3 separate regions of the Mus musculus genome follow, and all the other regions are linked to region 1. Evidence: chromatin loops called from intact Hi-C (ENCODE). Cell type or tissue: heart. All regions are shown on one strand.

Region 1 (8,000 bases):
GAGTTTATAGCTGATTCCATTAAGCCAGCAATAGGGGGGTGGCACCCACCCTTAACCCCAGCACTTGCAGACAGAGGCAGGCAAATCTCCCAGTTCAAGGCCAGCCTGGTCTACAGAGTGAATTCTAGGAAAGCCACGGCTACACAGAGAAATTCTGTTTCAAAAACAAAATAATAATAATAATAATAATAATAATAATAATAATAATTAATGGTGATTACATCAGGCTAGCAGGTACCTGTGGTGAAGAAATCCTACATGCAATCACCTCTACTACCTGTTTTTATTAAATTAAACCCAAATTTTAAAAATTAATTATTAAGCTCATATTTTGTGTAAGACTGATGTCACATTCTAGAAACACAGGCACTAGCAATTGTTCTTGGCCTTATCCTGGCTGCCGGAAAAGACAGGCCAGCAGCTCTCAGAACACAACGCTCCAGTGTGAAGAGCTCAGTAGAACACTGTGGAGAACACGTGTAGGGAGAAGTATTGCCACAGAAATCCCAAAATGGCTCAGAACAACAGCCACTTTGTTCCTAGGGCTATTTCTCTTCTCCAAAAGTCCCCGCCCCAACTCAGAAGTGAAGGGATGTTCCCAGGCCTTATGGTGGCTACGAACTGTTGGTCCAGAGCTGTGTTCTTACTGTTTAATAGCGGATACAATGGATTACTGTAACTTGTAACTCCCTACTGCTGGAGGCTTATTCTGACCCTAGAGTCTTCTTTATTCTTCTACCCCAGCGTTCAGAGTCTTGAAGGTACCCTGTACACATCCTGGCTTCGCAGGTCCATCCATCACCTCGATAACTAACTCGGATACGTTCCATGTACCCTGACTGGGCCCATGACTAGCTCCGTGTTAAACGAGGGCCTTCTTGAAGGGATTGGCAGTTTTCCGAGTAGTCCTCGTGAAAGAAGCAATAAGCCACGCTAACACAGGAGTCCACATACCTGCGTGGGCGTTGTCTCTCTCCCGGCACCTTCCATCCACATCTAGGAGGGGAGCCGGCTCTGTAGCTCAGCAACTTCTCTCATTCTTCTCGAGCCTCGCCTCCGCCCCAGCTCCCAGGAACTACAGGAGACCACTCAGCACGTCCCAAGCCTCTACCCTTGAGGTTTGCAACCAAATTCTCAGTCCAGATCGCAAATTCAAACACACTCCACTGCTCTTGAAATGGACAGGTGCCCTTTATCATTCACAAAGCCCCATTTTCTCTCTACAGAGCCTACCTTGAGAGGCCCCTGTTTCTTTATGGAACTTAAGTTCCTATTTTAAAATTTTAACTTAAGTGCTAAATTCTGCTGAGATGTCCCTGTCTTAATCTGGGGAAGACGCTGTTCAAGCAGCAAAGAGGAGACAAATACGCTCGTGCATTCTAAAAGGCGGCAATCCGGATCTCTTATGTTCACCAATTTAACTGTCCAAGCCATAACACGTCACTGTCTGCTTCCTTCTGCAACCTTTCTGAGAGGAAAAACGTCTATTCCGAAGCACTTTTGGGGTGTTGTTGGGTCAGATCCCTAAACGGTCTTTAGGTCAACAACTGACCTAAACTGAGGGTCAACAACTAATCATTTTCATTCATACAATACAACGACGTTACTGGGCAGAGCCAGACCGTGGCCGATGGTGATTCCACAAAGTAAGTAGAAGTCACAGGCAACATCAGAATCACCGTGAGAGAAGGCTACTGGACATTGCCCAGAAAGCAGAAGGACCTGGAGAGAAAAGAAACAGCTGCAGAAAGAGAAACAAAACCCCCCAAAGAACCAATTTCCTAGGGAGTCAGACTGCTGAGTAGCTCCGCCTGCAGGTCTCTGCAGTCATTGCTTCTCTTCGTAACTGATTTTCAGATTACTATATATTCTCCTTTACCAGTGATTGAGATGTTGAGAAAAGATGATAGGTAGATGATAGATAGATAGATAGATAGATAGATAGATAGATAGATAGATAGATAGATGATAGATAGATAGATAGATAGATAGATAGATAGATAGATAGATAGATCTATCATTCAATCACTTTGCCTACACAGGAGACCTCTAGAAAAATAAAGTCATTCTAGATAGATAGATAGATAGATAGATAGATAGATAGATAGATAGATAGATAGATAGATGATAGATAGACAGACGGACAGAGGTCAAGGCCCTTTGCTTTACCAAAATCGTCGGAGCCTCTCGGAAGCATCCTTTGTAAGCTCTAGGTGTAGAACTCAAACCAAGTAAACTGCTCTTTGAAATCCCAATAAAGCTCACTGCGTTCTCTTGCAGTAAACACCCAACCCACCTTATTATAAATGGCTTCCAAAATGATACTAAGGTCCACCACCGACAGTATGAAGCTGAACTTTTTGCTTACACGTGAGGCAGGGCGCCACCATATAAAGACTCAGTATGCTTCAGGAGCAGGTCAGGAATGAATACGAATACAACGTATACTGATCGCATCCATCTCTACTCTTCCCACGCCAACTTCTCCCGTACCCTCCTCTCTCTCTCCGGCTTCTTCCATACCCCACCCCACCCCCAGCTCTCTTCAAACTTTGTAGCTGAGGTACGTTTTAAAAGGATCACTCTGATTATTGGAAAGTGATTGGGCAGGGCCATGACTTAGAGGCAGAGGACAAAGTTACACCACTCCCGATGCTGAAATCTATTCACTTTTGCATTCTTCTCGATCCAGCAAATGCAAATTCATGGTTCCAGAACCTAAGGCCTGAACACCTCTCAACTCACCCAGACCCCATATTCTTTACAAACCACCCTTGCAGGCCAACAGACATATCCCTCTCTCTGACCTCAGGCCGGGAGTTGGGGGTTGAGCCCGGCACCGTGTCAACTGGGGAGACCCAGAAGCAGAGCAGATCTTGGGAAACAAAATGCTAATCCACCCAGCCACCCAAGCTGTGACTGACTCCCCTGTACACTGAGCTGATCCAAGTAAAACACAGGCCTTTCAAAACAGCAAGGAATGCTCGCCTGGAGTGTGCGCTAACGAGTCCAAAGCCAATTATGTCTCATCTGATCTAACCAAAGCTGATTTCCTCCGGTGGCCCAGCGAGAGGTCAAATGGCCATTCCTGAGGGTTTCCACGGAGCTAAGCCAGAACACGGAGTTCCTGGAGTGTCCCTCGGGCCCACAGACCAACTGCGGAAGAGCTAAGCAGTCGAAGTTTTTAATTTCCCTCCCTCTCTTGATAATTATAAATACAACACTGCAAATTCCCTAAGAGGTAAGTGAGGGTTCACTGCTCACTCGCAAAGGAAACGAAAGGAAATCTTCCATATTTCTCTTTACCACATGTGCCAGATTTTCATTGAAGCCAATCCGGAAGTGGGGGGACAAAACAACAACAAATAGATATTATTTGCTAGCGGGGGGGGGGGGGGAGCATGCGTCCACATTCATGCTGCTCTGTCGGCTGAGGTTTGCACCTCTGCAGTCTCCACTTGTTCCGGAGAACTGCAGGGTATCATGCAGTCTGAGGCCGCCCTCTAGCGGAAGTTTGCCTGTATTGCGCCTGCGTACAGATGAGCTGGGCTTCTCAGAATACCTGGCAAAGCTTTGAATCATTTCCAGTTCCCTTTTATTGCATGTGGCTTATAATTCAGATCGAAAGCCAGATATGCTGCTAAAACGAAGATAATGTCAGGCTGAGGATTAGTGAGCATTAGCCGTTGAGAAAATGCTTGGAAGTTGGCCAGGAAAAGGCCTCTGGTCCATAATGGTAAGATGGGTAAGATTTTTTTTTTTTCTGGGAAGATGAATATATGGCCTCATTACCCTTACCCTGAAGTTGTCTGACCACAGCCAAAGGTCAGTCTATTCTTCTCAGGGCTACAGCAATTTAGACCCCTCTCCCCATCCTCAGGGGTCCGAAGAAGGAGGAGGAGGAGGAGGAGGAGGAGGAGGAGGAGGAGGAGGAGGAGACTGGTGGTTTTCCTGCATGCATGAGGGTGTCAGATGCCCTGGAGCAGGAGTTACAGACAATTGTGAACTGCCATGTGGGCGCCGGGAATTGAGCCTGGGTCAGTGCTCCTAACCACTGAGCCATCTCTTCAGCCCAAGTCCTGTGTTTTAAGTAAAGGGTGAGAAAAAAATATATATATGTTTTTTTTACATCATTCGTTTGTACAATGAGGGGCAGTCTGGAAAATCCGGATATAAGTGTCCTTTGTGCCGAGAGTACTGCTCAGGGCTATACTGCTTGCCTCTCTCGTACCTAGTTCAGACGTCCATCATCAGCACCACAAATAATTACGATTTGAATTTGTGTTTGGTGCTGAATGTGGTGCTGAAGAGTTGGTGTCAATTTCACCCAAAACGGAAGACAGATCCGTATGACAGATACGATTGTCTGTGCTTGCCTGGCATGAGGAAGGCACAACACCACCAAAAAGGAAAATAATAATGAAAGGAGTAAATGAGTTCTAGTGTTCAGTGGTTTAGTGTGTGGTAAACCTTTATCTGAACGCCACCACATCTTCACTTAAAAATATTTTTACTTAACAGTGCCTTTTTAAAACATACTGAAATATTTAAAGGGAAGGTTCTTAGTGATCTGCCTTAAAACAGTACAGATAAAAAGCTCATTAAGTTGAATGGAAATGAGGGGAAAGCATAACAATCAAATCAAATGGGTCTGAACGGTGGACTTTTTAAAATTATACGCGGAATCTAGATCTGACAATGCTGCATATTCCTGGCAGAGTGAGCACCGCTGGGGTCCAGGCAGGAGCCATGTTCAATGCAATTTGGCAGAAGAGATCTGCATCCACAAACACACAAACTTTATTTCCTGTAATTTAATCCCTGTAGTGAGTCCCCTGTTCCACCAGGGGGCGAAAACATGTCCTCAGTTCTGCAAGGCTAGATGGGGCCAGGAGTGGCAGGCTGTGGTGTTGGACTTTACCTCTGAGCTGGGAGTGGCCATTAAGAACTCACGTTTACATCAATCTTCAACTGTGTTATCTACTTAGTCCCAGTGGGACGCCCTTTCCATCCCCTGGCGACTGACTCCTTCATTTCGCGCTCCCCTGCGGCCAAATGTGCTGCTCTGAGATGCTGTAATTCTGCCCAGAGTCACTAGGCTCTGCTCCACTGAGACTTCTTTAAAGTGCTGGTAACAAGTCTTTCCTGACACCGTGAATCTGTGTGATGACCCGGAAGTCAAGTGGTGCACGAATTCATGGACATGGCAGGAACCCCAGGACGTGTGGACAGAGAAAGATGCCGGCGGCACTGTTGCAAAACTAGTTCGACTCTACATCTAGATGTAGGATAGATATATGCTAAAGAATACACCTATTGATTAAGACTGTGAAGAAAGTTAAACTTTAAATTTGAGTGGGCACCTTCTCTTTCCCTTGCTCAGTCTGTTAAGTGCTTCAGGATAGCAGGAGAAATAGAGCTTAGAGCTACAGGGCCACTGTTCCCCCGGAAAGGGGAAACACGCGGGAATGGGGGACAGGGGAGATGACATTGTCTCAAGAACCTCATACCTCCCAAAAGAGACTTGAGAAATAGACAGGGAGAGAGAAAGAAACAAAATTTGGGGACCTGATGGGTTATCCGGGGCAGTCTCACTACACACCAATCATTGCTCTTCTCTGAAAGAGGGCCATGGAGAGCCTGCTTGGCCAGATTCATTCATTCAAATAACTCAAAGGCGACTTTAGGAGGGTGGCCTCTATGCAAAGGCTTTAAACAACACTCCTGCCATCTGCTGGGCAGAGTCCTAAGATGCAACGTCCAACCCACCTTCATTGCCTTGTTCATCCCACCAAACTTGCCTCGTTTTAAAATGATACTTCGTCTTTGACTTCATACATCTTCAGCAACACTGTCTCATCCAGCCAATTAGGAGCTAATTACAGGATCCCCCAAAGCTGCTGTTTCTTGATGTCAGGAAACCCATTTGTTTTCCTCCGATGCATCTATTAGTCCATTATTCCCATTTATCCCATTTGCACACAGCACTCCGCTGCTCCAGACCCCCAAATTGCTTATTTTATGCTTCTTCTCTAGCACTTAATGCAGTTCATAAATTTCACTCTAAAAGTTGAGGCATAAATCATGCTAAAAGCCCATGTTTCTGAAGAAAGCCAGCCACCAATCAAGCTTGGAATTCCAAACTTCAGCATCAACTGTACGCTGACCTACTTCAAAGGAAGGACTTTTCCACCATATTGATGTGCAGTTTAGACTTTTCTAAGAAACTTCCCTCCGTCACGTACAGCAAGCTCTGCTTAAAAACGAGAGTTCAAAGTGTTTGCTTGGTTTTTGTTGTTGTTTTTTTTTTCCCTTTGTTTTCAATACTGAACTTTCTGGCGTGGCACCTTTGTACAGATACACAATTTTTTTAAAATTGTCCTTGAGAAACCACATTCACCTTTGAATAAGATTAAAGGTTATAAGTTCAAAGTCTTCAGTAATTACACACATCACCATCATCCTGTACTCCGCACACTGTTTGGATTGGTGTTGGCGGCACGTGGGGTGTCATTTGGATGACAAAAAGAGGCTGACATCCAACCTAGACATGAGCCTTAACCGTGTCGTCCCATTTCCATGCCATCATAGCAATTTGGCCACATCTTTAAAAAAAAACAAAACAGGCGAATGGAATCCAAGGAGCTGTGGTGAATGAAGCTTTTCCTTATTGGCAAATAAATATTCCACCTGTGACCGGCAGAGCATTCAAATTAAATGTCGGTGGCCAGGTTACTGCTGCCTTTCACAGTCGGGGGAATGTCTCTTAGACAACATAATAATACTAATCGGTACTTTTCATCTTCAAGGCAATTTTTGAGCATTAACTAATCAATCTGTCCAACATCTGTGTGAGTTGGATAAATAAGGATCATTACCTCCATCAGGCAGAGGGAGAAATGATTGAAGAAGGTGAGTGGCTGAGGCTCAGTGGAGCTCAGGACAGACGAACTCCACTTCAAGCCTCTGGCTTTCGGTGGGCTGTTTGGCTAGACGGCAGAGCCTGTAGAATCAGGATACTGGCAGATTTCGGGTAAGACTTTTGCTGTCTGTGTAAAAGGGACAGTGACGGGAAAGAAATTTAAGAGAAGGCTTAGTGCATAGGGACTGTTAAAATTTGAATATGGCATCGCCCCCCCAGCATTCATGTTGGAATGATGTCATCGCAGCAGTGTTGCAGGGTGCATTTAGGGACACTCATTGCTTAGGATGAATTATTGCTCTTCTTAAAGGACTGACTCAGGTCCCAAGAGAGCAGGTTACTATACAATAAGGCCAACCCTTGAGCTTCCTCTTCCTCACACAGCCTCTTGGGCAACTTCACCAGAGGCTGAGTGGATACTGGTGCCAGTCGTGTACCTTCTGAGGATCCAGAGCACAATATATTTGTAATCTTTATAAACCACCCAGACTCTGGGACTCTGTTGTAACAATGGAAGGTGGGCTAGCACAGAAACCATGAGAGCTTACCCAGGAACAAGGCATGACGCTCATGAACTCATCCACCTATCCATTGTTTATCTTGACCCCTAGATGAGAAGTGCGTTAGCTAAATCATGGGATCTATCCATTTATTAAGTGTTAGGTGTCTGCCAGAAACTGTGTTGGCTTTGATAGTCACTATAAAAAAAAAAAGGATACAATGTGATTTTTATTTCTTTCTTTTTTTTTTTAGATTTAATTATTTTATGTATATGAGTGCACCACTGCTCTCTTCAGACACACCAGAAGAGGTCATCGGATGCTCATCACAGATGGTTGTGAGCCACCATGTGTTGGCTGGGAATTGAACTCAGGACCTCTGGAAGAGCAGTCGGTGCTCTTAACTGCTGAGCCATCTCTCCAGCCCATGATTTTGATTTCTTAAATCCATGATAGTACTTCCAAAATCACAGCTCACTTGTCCGGCAGTAGTGGCGCATGCACGCCTTTGACCCTAGAGCTCTAGAGGCAGAGGCAGGAGGATCTCTATGAGCTCCAGATGGGCCTGGTCTACAGAG
Region 2 (8,000 bases), 120 kb before region 1:
CAGTGTAGTGGTAGATCTGCCCAATATAGGTGTGCAGCTTATAAATTTTATAACTGAGTTGTGTGTTCTTTGCACGGACTTATTGGGGTTGGAGATTGACCACAACATATTTAAGTTTTTTATTTTCATTTTTGTTTTGAGGTACGACCTCACTGTGTAGCCCAGGATGGCCTTTAATTCAGAGCCCTTTTGACTCCACCTCCAGGCAAGAACAATTACCAGTCACATGGGCACCACCACACCTGTTCTTTCTAACTATGATTGGTATTCACTGACTTTATAAGATTTCTGTTACTTTGATTCTCAGCCTTTATTTTTGGGTGTACACCCAGTGATTTCTCTAGAGGCTCAAGCTAACTAACTTTACAGTGATCTGGGGCTGGGGAAATGGCTCGGTGGTTAAAAGCACTGGCTGCTCCTGAGGTCCTGGGTTTGGTTCTGAGCACCCACGTATTAGTGCATAACCATCTATAACTCCAGAAGGAGGGTTTCACACTCTCTTCTGACCTTGGGAGTTCCTGCCCTGACTTTAGTCCTTGATACTATAGCCTGTAAGATGACCCTTTCCTCCCGGGTTGCTTCCCGTCATGGTGTATACCACAGCAAGAGAAAGCAAACTAGAATGGAAATTGGTACCAGAAGTGGGACCTTGTTGTAAGAAACCTTACCATGTTCAATGTTGGGAGTTAGGGGTGGAGGTTATTGTAGAGATCCAGGTGGAAAAGACACTGAATGCTCAATGATTAATGGGCTATTCTGTGAAAGCTTGGAAGACAAAAAAGCACAGATGATGAGGCCTGGCTCGTGAAGTTTCAGAGGGAACTTTTGGGGTCCCTCAAAGACTCCCAGAGTCATTAGTATAAAAATTTGAATGTAAAACCTGCCGTTTCTGGTCAGCTGGAGCTGAAGAATCAGCTGTGACTAACAAGAAACCAGCAGCACTGAAGCGACTGCCCAGCTAGGACAGTGGGACAACTGAGGCTGGCTAGCTGGGGCTGCGATTCTGCAGCAATCATTAATAAGAGACCAGCATCACTGGGGTGAAATCTTCTGAGAAGTATTTCTTTGGGGTCAGTACACAGTGCGGGGCCAGTGCTGCACATCAACTGGCTATAGAACTCAGCAGATAGCATGAAGGCTCTCTCCCATATGTTCCTGGTTTTGAAGGCATGAATGGGTCACAGAGAGTGGCTGAGGCTGGGTACTGGGAGAGAGGACTAGAGTCTCCCTGAAGACAGGCCACCAGAAGGCATTGTTGAAGATGCAGCCTCAGTGAAGTGGAGACCCCAGGACTAAAGGGGCCCTGGAGAGAAACTGAGGCTTAGCACCGAGAGAGGCCCTTGGTGAAAGTATGGTGTCAATTAGAGTGGAAACCCCAGGATTACTGGAGATGCCAGGGCTTTGAGATGCCCACCATAGAAAACTAGATCAGCGGGTCATGGTGGTAAGAAGACAGTGACACAATGGCAGCCATGAAGCAGTCAGAGAGAGGATTCATGTACTAACAGGCTTCATGTACTAACAGTGAGTTTTCCTTTAGGCAGTGCATTCTGGAAATGCCCTCGCAGACAACCCCAGAGTGGTTTACTAGACTCCTAGGTGCTTCTCAGTCCTCTGTCTAACCATTAAGACATCCATAGGGGAGACACAGCAGTCAAGGTAGCTTTCAGAATTACTCCTTGTCTTGGTCAGGGTTTCTGTTGCTGTGCTGAAACACCTCGGCCAAAAGCAACGTGGGGAAAGAAAAGGGTTATTTCACCTACATCCTACATCGTTGTCCATCAGTGAAGGAAGTCAGAGCTGGAGCAGGAAGCTGGAGGCAGAAGCTGATGATGCAGAGGCCATGGAGGGGTGCTGATTACTGGCTTGCTTATCATGTCTTGCTCAACCTGCTTTCTTATAGAACTCAGACCATCAGCCCAGGGGTGGCCCCACCTACAAAGGGCTGGGCATTTCCGCAGCAATCACTTATTAAGAGAATGTCCTACAGACTGATTTAATGGAGACATTTTGTCAGTTGAAGAAGTTCCTCCCCCTCAGATGACTTCAGCTTGTGTCAAGTCGACGTTTACTAGCCGGGACACCAATATATCTCCCACTGTAGTTGGTGTGTGTTTCTAGAAGTGGCTGACTGTCATATCCTCTGTTTGCAGAATTGTGTGTACCTAAAGTTCCAGAGCTGAGGCTTAGATTCCTAAATGTCTGGTTGTTTTACTTGTATAACTGACCTTTAAAATCCAGGAAGTAAGCTTTTAGTGAAAAACGCATTCAGTTTAAAACATTCAGTTAAAAGGAGCAAGAAACCCCGAATTAACATAAGCACATGCTATGGCTACTTGTGAACTGTCCAGAATGCAGATAGCAGCACCCTGGGTAGCCTCCCAAATAGACTCTGAGGCTGTGAATGTGAGCAGAGGCGGGGGAGCCATGTAAATGGCAGCTGTTGCCGTGCCCTTGTGAGAGCCATTCACCCGATCCATGAGTCCGTTGAGCACATAGCTGGTTTGACTCCAACCTGAGTCTTCCATGGGAGTCTCTATTTCACTTGATAGACTACTATAAAACAATATGTATGAGACAAAGTAATATTTTTTCTTCTGTTTTTAGTTTGTAGTGATAACTGTGTGCTTGAAAGCTGGACTGGAAACCTCCTATTGGACATGGGTAAGAACATCTCCAATCGCAGAACCTAAAGTTCTGACTGTGAAGCAACGGGCAAGGAGGGAGAACTAGGGATTCAGGGTGGGAAACACAGAGTTCCATGAGTTTATCACTGGGGCCCCTCCAGCCTTTGGCTCAGCACTGTACACTGTCACCACCTCAAAATGACGGAGGCATTCAGGCATAGGTGCCTTCGCTTAGGGGTATCATGGGACTGGTGTCCCATAGACACCTATCAGGAAATAATTCTGAAGAACAATTAAATTAGTGAGAGATCTGCCCTTGGACGCAAAAGCGTAGTCTGAATCAAACAAGTTCCTCTTCCAGCAGGTTGGTTTTGCGGCCTGCCCACTTCCAGGAAGAGAGACCCGATGAAGAAAACAAAATTGGAGTTTGACGTTCAAGGTGGGGGGAGGGGGGTTGGAACGAGGAGTTTATATTTAACACCCCTGGACCTACACACAATGTTCTCTCGTGTATCTGACCTCTTTGAGAGAGAACATACGGAACACAGATAAAGGTAAAAGTTGGAGCAGAGGACAGTGGTGGAGATTACAAAGAATGTACAATTATACGAACAATTATACAACTATACAATTATAGCACGTTTCCGGGAGGTTGTCTTTTTATGAAGGTAATACAGATCAGGAGAGAGTCTGAATGTTTCAGTTATGGCTGTGTGCTCGGCTGGTTGGCAGTGTCTTGACCCAGATCTCCTTCCCCGCAGTTCAGCCACATCGCCATCTGGGGCAGCATCGCGCTCTGGGTGGTGTTCTTCGGGATCTACTCATCTCTGTGGCCTGCCGTGCCCATGGCCCCTGACATGTCCGGAGAGGTAATGTGTGCCTTAGAAATGGGTGTCTATTAGCCAGTCTGCGCCCTACTCGGCGTGACTTCCCGTTCTGTGGGTCTCTCTTCGGCGAGAGCTCGACCACCCTCGAACGCCACAAGCGGGAGAGATAAGTCTCTGACCAGTATTTTAACTTCAACATCTAACTTAAATCTGACTTATCCTTTCATAAACATAACTGGAACGGTAAAATATGGTTGTGGGGAACCTGAATCTTGTCACGGATCCCCGTCTAGAAGATGCCATTTTAAAACATTGACCCATAAATGCACAAGTGCATGTAGGCTAAGAGACTGAGAGAAATGCTTCGGCTCCTTCTTTGGGACAAGCTGTCATTCCGTCTGTTGTCGCTCATTCCAAAAAGCAGTCAGCTGTCACTAGAGTAAGTGCACTTTTCAAGCTGTTTTAATGACATCAGTTTGACTCTCGTTTTTTGAAGGAATTGAGGCACGTGACATCTCGGCCTTATCATCCTCCAGTTTTCAATTCTGTCTTTCAGTTTCTTGTTACGCTGGGAGGAATTGAGTTATTAGGTGTTTGTGGGGGAGTGTCAAAAGATCCCCTTTCCTTCAGAAGAGGGTCCAGCGGTAGGAGGGTTTATGATTTCAATTGCAGGAAATTTGACATAAAATGTATAAAAGAAAATGTGGAAAACATTTCGGGATTTCCTGTGACCGCACAGTAACTTGCAAATCAAGGTAACGTGAGCCCTGTTGCGGGCTGCTGTTTCGTAGCGTTCACAGGAACCCTCTCCGGTGGTTTGCACGTATTCCCTGCCTGTAACTCTGCCTGAGTGCCCTTCACTTTTGACAGTCTGGTTTATAGATCATTTTCATGAAATTCGATCTGACAGCACCCTGCTTTTTATAAATTAACAGAATGCAGACACTTTTTTTTTCTTAAGAAAAATGTGGTTAGATTTATTAGACAGGGGCATTATATACCATTACAGGAAAGCCAGATGCACCAAGAGTCCGGCTCTTCCCTCCACCGAACGTGAAGGTATCTTTTGAAACGCACACTGTGAAGCCTAGAAAATTTACAGCATGTGTTTTAAAGAGAGCAGAGAGAGCCGGGAACATACCTCCTCCCTGCCTTGATTTCTAAGACTTTCTTTTCTGGAAGAGGAAAATGGTTCGTGTGTGTGACAGTGTATGTCTTCAGTCTCTGATGATGCTGTGTGGGAAACCCAATGCTGCTCTGTCCCTGTGTTGTGATGTCTGCCTGAACCTGCTTTTCCCAAGCTCAGTTCTAACTGAACCTCTCTCAGTACACATTAAGTCCCCTTCGTGTCCAGATGTCTCTGTGTCGATTTTATCTTCAAAATGAGTACCACAGAAGAGTTTGAGACCCCCCCTTCCCCTGATCACTTAAGCAACTGTGGCTAGTGGGTCTGATGACAAGAACTGAGTTTTTGACCACCTACTTCTAGGACAAGTGCAAAGTATGGTTGGCTTCTAGCCAACCAAATATAATTCTGCCCCTGCCTGTAGAATTCCTGGTATTACCCAAACACGGAACTTAATATCGTCTCCTGAGACGCACGCCAGTGCCGTGTTTAATTCAACGTGAAATGAATGTCAGTGCTCCATCACAGTTCTGGTCCCTTCGTGGACGGTGGGAACTGCTAATGGGAGCTCTGTTCCTTCCTGCTTTCTGACTACCGCGACTTTGGATGATGTATTTACATAGCTGGAGCGTCATTGGAAATAGAAGGACTGTGCTAGTTCAGCTGGAGGTTCTCCTAGCTTGTCCAAAACATGTCAGTCTCGCTGATCCAAGGAAAAGATTGATTCCTTAACACTATGCTGCACTTCAGTGCTTGTCACACATTCTGATGTGTGCATATACATGAGTGTATGTGTGTTCAGATGAACCTCCTCTCCAGCCGAGGGCTTGACAGAACTGCCATGCATGATGTCAAACATAGGTGCTGTCCGTCTGTTTCTTGTGGGGTAACAGGATCTCCTGTGCTCAGTTTGTGACATTTCATGATAAGCACAGCCACTAGTTATATTAGAACTCAAGTCATCTCAGAAAGAAGTGATTTCTCGGGTGTGTGAGATTTTGCAATTCCTAAGGTTCTATATCTCAATTGACACTACAGACTATATATATATATATGCATATATAAGAAGTTTTTACTCTTGTGCCAATATTTTATATCTATTGTAAGGTTGGGCAAAAACTGGGTGATCATCTTACAGTTTGTTTATTCATCTGACTTTCATAACAAAATCAGCACCGTATATGTATGGCAGTACCTTATTGTAGGTAGCAACAGTCAACACTGGCTGGCTTGGCGTGTGCCGTATAATACACATAGTGAAACCCCACCCAAAGCAAGGCCAAGAGTGTAGAGATAACTTCACAGAATTCCTGACACAGTGGGTAATAACTTTCTGTCACCACCAAAAGCAAGGTCACTGGTGTCGAGTTCAGAGTCTACATGCCTCTACACACATACATGTAGTCTACATCCGGTCCTTCCCTGTCTCAACACTTCCTTCTGAGACTAAATTATATGCATAGGGTTGTTCTTAGTTGCCAAAAAGCTTAATGTAGGCAGTGTGCAAGGTGATAGAACAGAAAATGGTATAAGCAGGCTTTGGAGGCTGGGGGACTCTGCGGCCTTAAAGGGGCATTGGCTGAGAGTAGCGGAGCTACTCCCACAGGCAGCCAAGGTCTTGGAAGCACCGTAATGCCAGTCATCCTAGTGCTGTTGAACACTCACTTGCCCTCAGGTGCTTTTCCAAGGTCTGTGTGCATAGTCAGTTGGTCTGACAAACATCTACTGGGATTCCTCTGTGTCAGCCACGTTTCTAGGCACTGGATTCAGGGATGACAGAAATCATGCCCTTCCGCAGCTGATGTCTCTGGTAGGAAGAGAAAGACAATGAGTAAGTAGAATGAGATAAGTAAGTGCCATGCGCATGGGCAGAGAGACGGGCAGCAGGTAAAGGCACTCTATGACCCAAGGTGCTTGCTCACAGTCAGACAAGCAGCCATTGGACGAACCTGTCTGACATTAACTTCTGGTTCTCATCACAAATTTGTTTTAATAACCAATTCAAAGACAAATTTAACTGAGGCCCTAGGAGTTTAGTCTGACCTCCCATAAGGAATGGCAAAGGTGACATTTTTGTGAATGCTACTTCTCTGGTACTAGCTGCTTAGTTAGGACACCATGAATCTATAAGGCAGCTCCCTCCCAAAGACTGTCTCTCGTGGATTTGCATAGAAGAGGAAACCTGTTGTCTGCTGTCCTGCACTGCTGCTTTTCCGAGGCATTGATGCCGCAAGAGTCATTGCACAACCACAGCAAGGACCAAATGCTGCTGTCTTTCTTTGTTTATCCATTTATATGGTACAGGTTGTGATGGACATTAAATGACATCAGTCTATACTTCTGCTGTATCTTCTGCAAACAGAAGAAAAACCGGGTAGAAGATGCAGAGAGGTAAATTTCAGCTCAGATAACTCTTTCTATATGACATGGACAGAGGAGGATGCTAGGCTTGCCAAAATCATGCTTCAGTGATGGGGACCAGTTCAGTCACTAGCAACAGTGAGGCAACAAGTTATCTACATCTCCATGGTGCCTTCTAGTTCCTACGCATCCTCTCTTCCCACCTCCAGCCCCCATGGCTTCTATGGCTTCTCAAGTGGAACAAATTAAAAGGCTCAGACTCTCACTCTAGCTCACAGGTTTCAGGGTGTGAATTGTACAACTCAGGCAACTTATAGACACAGGTCCTTGCTTCTAAGTCAGCTCCATGGGCACTCACATATGGTTCTGGACCGTGTAGTCATCTTCTACCATCTCCGTGGTTTGGGTTCACCTTTACAGCCTTTGGTGTGTGTGAAGACACGGCTGCTTTTCATAGCATATGGAAGGGGAAACCCTTGCTCACAGATAGTGGGAAGAAAGAGAGCAAGTACTTATCACACACTCAGTGTGTTTTCCCAGTGACACATTTCATAGCAGGCATGACTCATGCAAGTTAGATCCATATTGTCATAAATAGAGAAATAGCTGATGACAAGCTAGTAGCCCAGAGAATGAAGTCCCAGTTTTATTTTCAAAAACCACCAGTTTCTTCCAACAGGCTGAGGAATTCTCCACCTTCTCTTGGGTACCCACTGTTGCTCCTACTTGCAGTCAGGAGGGCTGTTTGTAGAAGTTTGTTCTGATTCTTCCTCCTAGCCCCATGCTTCCAGAAATAAGACTCAGACTCAAGATATATTTACAAATATCTTGACCACATAGCTAGGTTCTTCTTTGACTAGATCATGACTTAAAATAATCCACTTATTCTAAGCTGCATTCTATCATGTGGCTGGTTATCTGTGCTAAAGCACCATGCATCTATATCCGTCATATTTTCCCAGGGAAATCTCCCTTGCTTGACACTCTCCCAAAATCCTTTCTGCCTATAGGATGTCCCACCTCCTGCTTCCTGCCTAAGTGATAGGCCATTGAATTTAT
Region 3 (8,000 bases), 75 kb before region 1:
AATAGATAGCCACTAAAGAGCCCAAAATGATGAAGGCGATGAAGATGGAGCCGACGATCAGGAAGGGGACATAGACAGGTTCTAAAAGGCAAAAACAGACATACACAGATGCTGGGTACAAGTCACTCAAACCCTACCCTCTGCTCTGGCCTCTTAGAGACGGGAGGCAGAGGCTCATCATGGCTGTCAGCTTGCCTGTGACTGGCAACCCCCAAAGTACAAACCATGGTGATGGAATGCTCTTGCTACTCCTAGCAGGGAGGAAGCAAACTGGTGCTGTAGCCTCTGTTAGCAATCAGCCATCATATTGAACATCTGGAGGTCAGAAAGCCTATATCGTCCTCTTGGTGCACTGAAGGGAGAGGGTAAGTTTGGGGGATCACCATGAATGTGCATTTAAATCTAGGTTTTAGGGGTTTGATCATGGTGGGACACTTAAAGGTCTAACCCATCTCCTAGACTGACAATCCATCTCCTGTCCAAATGCTTCCTGTCTAAGCCAGGAGAACCAAGCCTGTTGAATGAAGCCCCGGGGTGTTACAGAGCTCTAGAAAGAGCAGGAGAAAGCAATCCACAGTGAGCCCCAATTTACTGTGTCTCCCACCATCTCACAAACCATCAGTCCTGACTCCAGACATCATACCTCTGTGTCTACATTCCCACCCACAGAAAGAACAGTGTGTAGTTCTCAGTACTGGTGACCCAGACTTCTTTCTGAGCACATCCCCAAGGCAGAGCAAACAAACTCTCCTTTGCTTCCATCTCTAAAAGGCAGATAGAAATAAGGCTTTCTTTTCCAGAGGTATCAGGGCAGCTGCCTTGGTCTCTCCCCTGTGTGAAAGAACCACACTGAGAGGCAGGCTCCAGCTTCCGGGCAGCAGACTGGACACGTGGGTTTACTAAGGCTCTCGAGCCTGATTTTCTGTATCAGGTTGAACTTTTATCACAGAGGCCTTGAGAGATAGCAACTCCCTCTTATCCAGATATAAATACATATATTTTCTAAAGACTCAGCCAGGGTAGGACAGGTAGCAGCTACCCATGGGCTGCTAACTGTGAGCTCTTCGGCATCCCTTACACCCCCCACCCCCCTGTCTCCGTCTCTGTGTGAGTACCAGTGGTATAGAAGGCCAGGTGAAGTTGGCCTGCACTCCCTGTGCACTGGAGTCAAACAGCTGTATGCTACTGTCATCAATAAACTGACTCTTTGATGGCAATATGCCCGTTTTAAATTCGAAAAATGGCCCAGCGTAGTTAAGTCACCAGAGGTTAAAGTGCTGGCAGGAGGCAGAGCACTATCCATCTGGTTTGGCCTGATCTCAGACTCAGTAAGTGGGGAGAATGCTCCAATCCTCTAGTCTCTGTTTTGGAGAACAACCCCCCTCCCGACTCAGGAGGCAGGCTTAGCATTGCCTAGAGAAGCAGAGAAGTTTGGTTTTTCTAACATGCTAAGATAGCCCTGAGTTCCTGCTTTCTGCTATGTAGTCTAGAAACTACTTCCCAGGTCCTCAGAAGTGGGCTTTTTAACACTCTCCCCTCCCCGCCAAAATTAAACCCCAGAGGAAAACCCTGTTTGATGCTGACCCCTCCCTCCTCTCAGTTATCATTTGGACGACAGGACCTGCTTCTCTCTCCCTGTCTTTCTGGGGATCAGAGTGTGCAGGCCCCACACTGCCACCTCCCAGTCCTGGGGAGACACAGGCTCTCAGCTCCACACACTTCTCGGGTTTCCTGGCAGTAAAACCTTCGCCTTGAGCCTTAAAAGGTTTCCCTGATGTTCCAACTCAAGTGGAAAACTTTTTTTTCAAGGTGTAAATTTCCTCAGCTGGGGTCCTGATTTATTCACCTCTTAAGTGAGCAAGTGGACAAGTGAGCGGAAATTTGACCCGTGTTTTCCGACGTGAGAATAGGGGGCCTGAGAAATCCCTGTGACCCGGAATTTTAAATCCTCACCTCCAAAGACTTGGGTGTTTCTGAAAAGCGTGACAATAGGGGGTGGACTAGAGAGGGTAATTGGATGCAGAGAATTGTAAGGAAGTTGGAAGAGTGACGAAATGCTACTACTCGACAAAAGAAAATAAGGGGGTGATCAGAGTCGAGTTCCCTGGCACCCGCACTTCCGGAGTTCCCCCACTTGACCAGAGCGCCCAGGAAACCCAACCTAGCTCCAGCTGTCTACCCTAGAAGCACCAGGTTCCCGCCAGACCAGCAGTTCCTGCGAACCCTTGCAAACTTTCCCTAGGGCCGAACCATGGGCATCACGTGCAGCCGGGACCCAAACTGCAAAGCGATAGGACCCCTGACCTGAAATACGATCACCCTCTTTTTCTTCAATCCCCAGACCCAGAGGTGGTCCACTTTGTGGCCCGAGCTAGTAAGGCGTGCCTGTGTCGGGTGGGCGAGCCATGTCCGCCCAGGGATGCCGCACTTACGCGCGGTGATGCCAGGATGCTCCAGCTCTCCGCGGTCGTTGGTGCAGCCCCCCTGCTCCAACCTGGCGTCGGCTGCCGCGCAGCAGTAGCGCAGCGCACACGAGCCGCAGCAGATGGTGGCGTCCTGCGTGTCGAAGTCCTCGGGGCACTGGAACCCCTCGTGATAGTTGCCCTGCGCGTCCACCCAGCCGTGGCAGTATTCCCCAGGCTGCTGCGCGCCCGCCGGGCCCCAACGTAGCAAGCCCACGAGCAGACAGAACGCCAGCAGCGCCCCCATCGCCGCCCCGCGCCCGGTGGCAGCTGGAGAATCCGAGGGCGGAGCCGGAGCTCCGGGGGACCAAGGTTCCGCCTCCCCGAGGCACCACGCGGCCGGTTGACCTCCCGGTCAAGAACGCGTTCTCGTGGGTTAGCAGCGGCTGGGCAGGAGGCGTGGGCTGCTCTGCGGGCTCCGCTGGCCGGAGGACAGCATGGTGCGCGAGGGTGAGGGGACCAGGGATCGCGGGAGGCCACCGCGTAGGCTGCGACTGAAGCAGCGGCCGCCTTTAGCCAGGCTCATCGCGCTAGGAGCACCCGGGGCCAGGCCGCTATTCTTGCGGGCCGTCGAGCCCTGAACGACCAACTCCAGGGCCGGGCAATGTCCCAATCGTGGGCTGTCGCCCGGTACCCGGCAGAGCCGGGAACTGAGCTTGGCTCTCCACGTGCAGGTCTCGGGGACCAACGGCTAATTCCGCTCCCGCCCCTGACTGTCACGCAGGCGGGAGACAGCCCAGTCGCGGCCAAGTGCAGAGGGCCTGGGGTGGCTGACAGCTCTGCCTGGAGGGCGTCCCTTAAAAAGGCAGAGGGAGGAGGAGACTCGAGGGTGAGGAAAGTCCGCCCTCCGGGGTCGCCGCGCGAGCTAATCACAGCGGGTGCACCGCGATGCGGTCCGCACGCCCGCAGGTTCACGCGCGTCTCCCCTCCGCCCCCACCCACGGCGCTACCCCGGGCCTTGGCGGTGACCCCGAGGGGACCAGGCCGAGCCTGCCACCTAGCTGTCACATAGCCAGGGGAAAACCTGCAGAAGGATGAGGAAGACTACGGTCCCGCTTCCGTCCACGCCTGCCAGCTCACGAGGGGACTTGCGCCGCGCTTGAGTTCCACGGGTTTCTTTTAAAAAACGAGCGTGGCGTCTGAAGTCCCCTAACTGTTCTGTCGGCTTGTGCACAGACTCAGTTTGTCCCTGGGCCGCCGATTCTGAGGATTCGTTCGATTCCGATAACCTGATTTTTAGGGTCACCAACATTTGCACCTCACTCCCACCCCTTCACCCCTCCTTTCCAGCTTCCACGAGTTCACGCTCAGGCGCCTCCTTCCCGCACCGCTGAGCCGGCGCCGGGGAGGACCCGGGTCAGCCCCGCCAGCCTCACTTCAAAGGCCAGGATTTCGGTGTTCCGCGCCCGCAAAGGAAATAAAAGAGCAGAATTAATGATAATCGAGCCTATCTGAACTTCTGTTCGGGCAAAGAAACACATTTATTTAAATGATGTGTCCCCTGTGGGCTGTTTGCAGGGCATGGCTCCTCTAGCCGAGGGAGAGCCTTGTGAAGCCAGAGTTACGTGAAACCGGTGCTAACCTCAAGACTTTATTTTTATTGCAACCTGTGTTTCCTCTCCGGGGTTTATTGGTTCGGTACGTGTGAGGACGTTCGTCTCAGCCACACGGTTTGTCAAACGCTTTGAACACCCTGTCACCGATTTAGATATTAGCAAGTCTCCTGAAACAAATGGAAGAACTTGTCAGAGCACCGCCAACACAAGTATACGCGGTCAGAAGTATTTATTACACCCGCAGCTTGCCCACGGTCCCAGAGGCTTCTAGAAAAACTTCGGTGCTGAATAAAACGGTTTATTTTTAAGTATCTAAATTAAATTCCATCCCGGGTAAAGAACCACTCCTAGCTTCAGGTCTTAAATATTGAGATTGTTATTTAAATATAAAAATAAATACCCAACACGCCACTACTGAGTAGGACTGTGTAAAATTATAACTGCATTGCTCCACAATAAATGTTTGGGGGGCAATAATAAGTTATCAAACTGTTAAGTAAAGCCAAATTACATTTAGGCAAACAAATTTCCTTAACTAAGAATTTAATTGAAGCATGTGGAGTAGAAATTTCGTGGTTAATGGATTTTTATTTATATAGGAAAAAAAATGCTGTCACCGGGCTTTCAGGCTGCTTAAAACAAACAAACAAACAAACAAAAAACAACAAAAAACCAAACCAGTTTTTTAGGGGCAGCAGGGAGGTTGGTTTTGTTTTCAGGAAAATAAAGAGAAAAAGATTTAAAACCACAGCAAATATGAGCTACAAGGATCATAATAAAATAATCAAACTCGAAGACACACTAACGCTTAATAACTTTTCCAGAGCCACACTACTTAATATCTTTTTTTTTTTAAGTTACGATTTGAGGAATTTCATTACATCACAACTGTGTGAAACTGTACAGCAGCCACGGCCCCTCCATCAGTCCCCCAAGGGTCAAGTTTCCTCCTTCTCCAGCTGTTCTTTGATAGCGTTAATATTTTAAGGAGTGATTTGTTGGCACTTCCCTCCCATTAATTACATTTCTCTGTGCCACAGAGGGGTTCTTTTCCCTGGGACACTGGCTATAATTAATTTCCTCATTTAGAGCCCTTGTCTATTTGACTTATTCAGAGGGTGCTCTGCTCAAATTTAGTTGGATGATATTTGCTAATGGAAAATAACCAAACTTCTAAATAAGTTGATACTCCATAAATCTGAGAAGTTGCAAACACTAAAACAACCGTGCATTGTGCTTTTCTCTCTTGCGTCCTGGATCCAGACTGATTTCAGGTTACAATAAGCAGCCCCTCAGGTTAGGAGAGGGACGGATAGGTGAGGGGTGCTTGTGCTGAAAGATTCCCTCAAACTTTACACATTGATAGCCTTTAAAGTCATAAACAATGCTCTCAGAAAGATATTTGCCTCTTTGTGGGCTTACAAATATCTGCGATTTCAAAGATTTTGTTTTTATTTTCCTAGTAAAGATTTATAAGTCTCCAGAGACTCCCTCCCCAAAGCCTTTGGGAGAGTGCCCTGGAGAAAGGTGACCAAAACTCCACACCCACAGTATCATGTACATGTTTTAGACATGTTACATTTCTCCCTGTCTCAGTAACAAAAAGCCCCTATTTTTGTGAATAACACAATCTTAAGAAATCACTTTCCCAGCCTATTCTCTCTTGTGGTCTTCAGGAAATTTCTATCGGAAATGAGCTACATGGTATGATGTCTAGGGTTTTTCTTTATTAAACACTAGAAAGGTGGGGGGGGGGAGTTCAGGGGGGAAGGAGAGGGAGAAGAAAAAAGGAAAAACCCAGAGAAGATGAGATGGCAGCAGGCTGATAATTTCAGCTGAGTAAAGGGACGGTGGATGGCAGAATCACAACTCTGTTTTATGCAGAAATAAAAAAAAAATAAACCAGCTTCTAGCTATTATAAATAAGGCTGCTATGAACATAGTGGAGCATGTGTTCTTCTTACCAGTTGGAGCATCTTCTGGGTATATGCCCAGGAGAGATATTGCGGGATCCTCCAGTAGTACTATGTTCAACTTTCTGAGGAACCTCCAGACTGACTTCCAGAGTGGTTGCACAAGATTGCAATCCCACCAACAATGGAGGAGTGTTCCTCTTTCTCCACAATCCTCACCAGCATCTGCTGTCGCCTGAATTTTTGATCTTAGCCATTCTGACTGGTGTCAGGTGGAATCTCAAGGTTGTTTTGATTTGCATTTCCCTGATGATTAAGGATGCTGAACATTTTTTCAGGTGCTTCTAAGCCATTCGATATTCTTCAGGTGAGAATTCTTTGTTTAGGGGTCTGCAACCCTATAGGTGGAACAACAATATGAACTAACCAGTACCCTGGAGCTCTTGTCTCTAGCTGCATATGTAGCAGAAGATGTCCTAGTCGGCCATCACTGGGAAGAGAGGCCCATTGGTATTGTAAACTTTATATGCCCCAGTACAGGGGAAAGCCAGGGCCAAGAAGAGGGAGTGGGTGGGTAGGGGAGCAGGGCGGAGGGAGGGTATAGGAAACTTTTGGCATAGCATTTGAAATGTATATAAAGAAAATATCTTTTTAAAAAATGTTCTTTAGTACAGAGCCTTTTGTATTACAATCTCTTTTAGGTTTTAGACTTTTCCTTATGTTCCTCAGATACAAGCATCCCAGTAAAACCTACTTGGTCCATTTGGTTAAAAAAAGAAAAAAAAAAAAACTGCACACTTTCTCTGACGTCACTATTGATAAAATGCAGGCCCTTGAGTTCTACTATATTAGGGTTAGGGTTAGGGTTAGTCCCATAAATCATAGATCGGTACTGTAGCCTCCTTTATCAAACTTTGTTGTTTGCTTCTCTCTCTCTCTCTCGTATATTCCTTTGGATATATAGTAAGTGGAGAGAGAGAGAGACAGAGAGACAGAGACAGACAGAGACAGAGACAGAGACAGAGACAGAGACAGAGACAGAGACAGAGAGAGAAGAGAGCTTAACATAGAAAGGGCTGAGAAACAAAATATGCTAAAGAAAGAGAAAGAAACTCCACAGGGACACCCCATCATTGAAAAGAGGCCCCTTGGCATTGCAAACTTTATATGCCTCAGTACAGGGGAACGCCAGGGCCAAGAAGTGGGAGTGGGTGGGTAGGGAAGTGGGGGGAGGGACTTTTGGATTAGCATTGGAAATGTAAATGAAGAAAATACCTAATTTTAAAAAAATGTTCTACAGAAAAAAAAAAAATCAAGCTTTGATTCAGGAAGCTCTCATAAACTACTTGCATTGACCCGGGAAAACAAAGTTGTAAAAAACAAGTTAGCTGTGGAGGTGGGAAGATCTATGCCATCTCGGAACTTTTTGGCATTGTGATGTGTTTGCTAAACCCTTTAAATCCCAGGCTGTAGATTATCCAGAGCCTTCTTTTTGTTTTTGTTTTTAAATCATCATTCCCTAAAATCATGACTCAAGAATAACAAAAGTTTTTTAGCAAAACAACAACCAATAGTTTCTTAACTCAAGCCCTTGTCTGGAGTGTTTTGTTATCACTTCCTTTAACTCCTTTCCTGGTGACCTAATGAAATTCTTTTCTTGGGTCACTCACTGTAAATCTTATCCCAGGCCATTGTAACCCCGAGTTAATTGAAAGATACTTTTTTATTTTTTTGAGAGTTGCAGGATCTCCTACTTACCACTAAAGTATATAAAGGTCCCAAGAAATAGAAGGTATTCTCTCAGACCCCGGAGACTGGTCCCCAAGGAGGTGTTTATTGGACAGTCAATTTCTCATGATTGATTAAACATGTTCTTCCACCTGCCCAGAATATCTGGCAGCCTCGGCCTTGTCATTCATAAAGAGAAGGGATTACACACAATGCCCTCGAAGCAGAGTGTGAGTGAGTGAGTGAGTACCTGGGGACCTTGTGGAAACAGATTTGGGTTCTGAGCACGTACAGAGGCAGAGCCTGCGTGTCGAAGGAGCTTGTGGGTGAAGTGGTGATGC

The links. A loop is a pair of places that touch in the nucleus more often than their neighbours do. Peaks named below come from ENCODE experiments on the same cell type or tissue, not always from the same donor. Only the 100,000 strongest peaks of a DNase experiment are listed, where the experiment ranks them.
Region 2: a loop joins it to region 1, with 2.1 times the contacts of the local background. A loop is called at or near these places in 2 of 42 quality-filtered maps.
Region 3: a loop joins it to region 1, with 4 times the contacts of the local background. A loop is called at or near these places in 5 of 42 quality-filtered maps.

What each region holds. Positions count from the first base shown.
Region 1 is chr5:67,528,048-67,536,047 of GRCm38, reverse strand. No RefSeq gene overlaps it. Among named protein-coding and RNA genes, the nearest start is that of C330024D21Rik, 68 kb to the right of the region's middle. In heart, CTCF peaks have their summits at 1,789, 3,529 (motif pointing left), 4,856 (motif pointing right), 5,742 (motif pointing left) and 1 weaker place; DNase peaks (open chromatin) are centred at 2,987 and 3,457; H3K4me3 peaks cover 677 bases; H3K27ac peaks cover 583 bases.
Region 2 is chr5:67,643,189-67,651,188 of GRCm38, reverse strand. Atp8a1 (ATPase, aminophospholipid transporter (APLT), class I, type 8A, member 1) reads left to right here. Exons shown (of 37, transcript NM_001038999.2): 32 at 2,608-2,664; 33 at 3,389-3,496. It overlaps Gm15478 (a long non-coding RNA gene), which reads right to left. Exons shown (of 3, transcript XR_003955932.1): 3 at 4,412-6,387. Among named protein-coding and RNA genes, the nearest start is that of Gm15478, 7.3 kb to the right of the region's middle. In heart, a CTCF peak has its summit at 3,388; no DNase peak of the experiment used is centred here.
Region 3 is chr5:67,603,117-67,611,116 of GRCm38, reverse strand. Shisa3 (shisa family member 3) reads right to left here and starts at 3,234. Exons shown (of 2, transcript NM_001033415.3): 1 at 2,433-3,234; 2 at 1-81. The coding sequence starts at 2,709. In heart, a CTCF peak has its summit at 3,473; a DNase peak (open chromatin) is centred at 3,006; H3K4me3 peaks cover 2,610 bases; H3K27ac peaks cover 1,467 bases; H3K27me3 peaks cover 5,174 bases.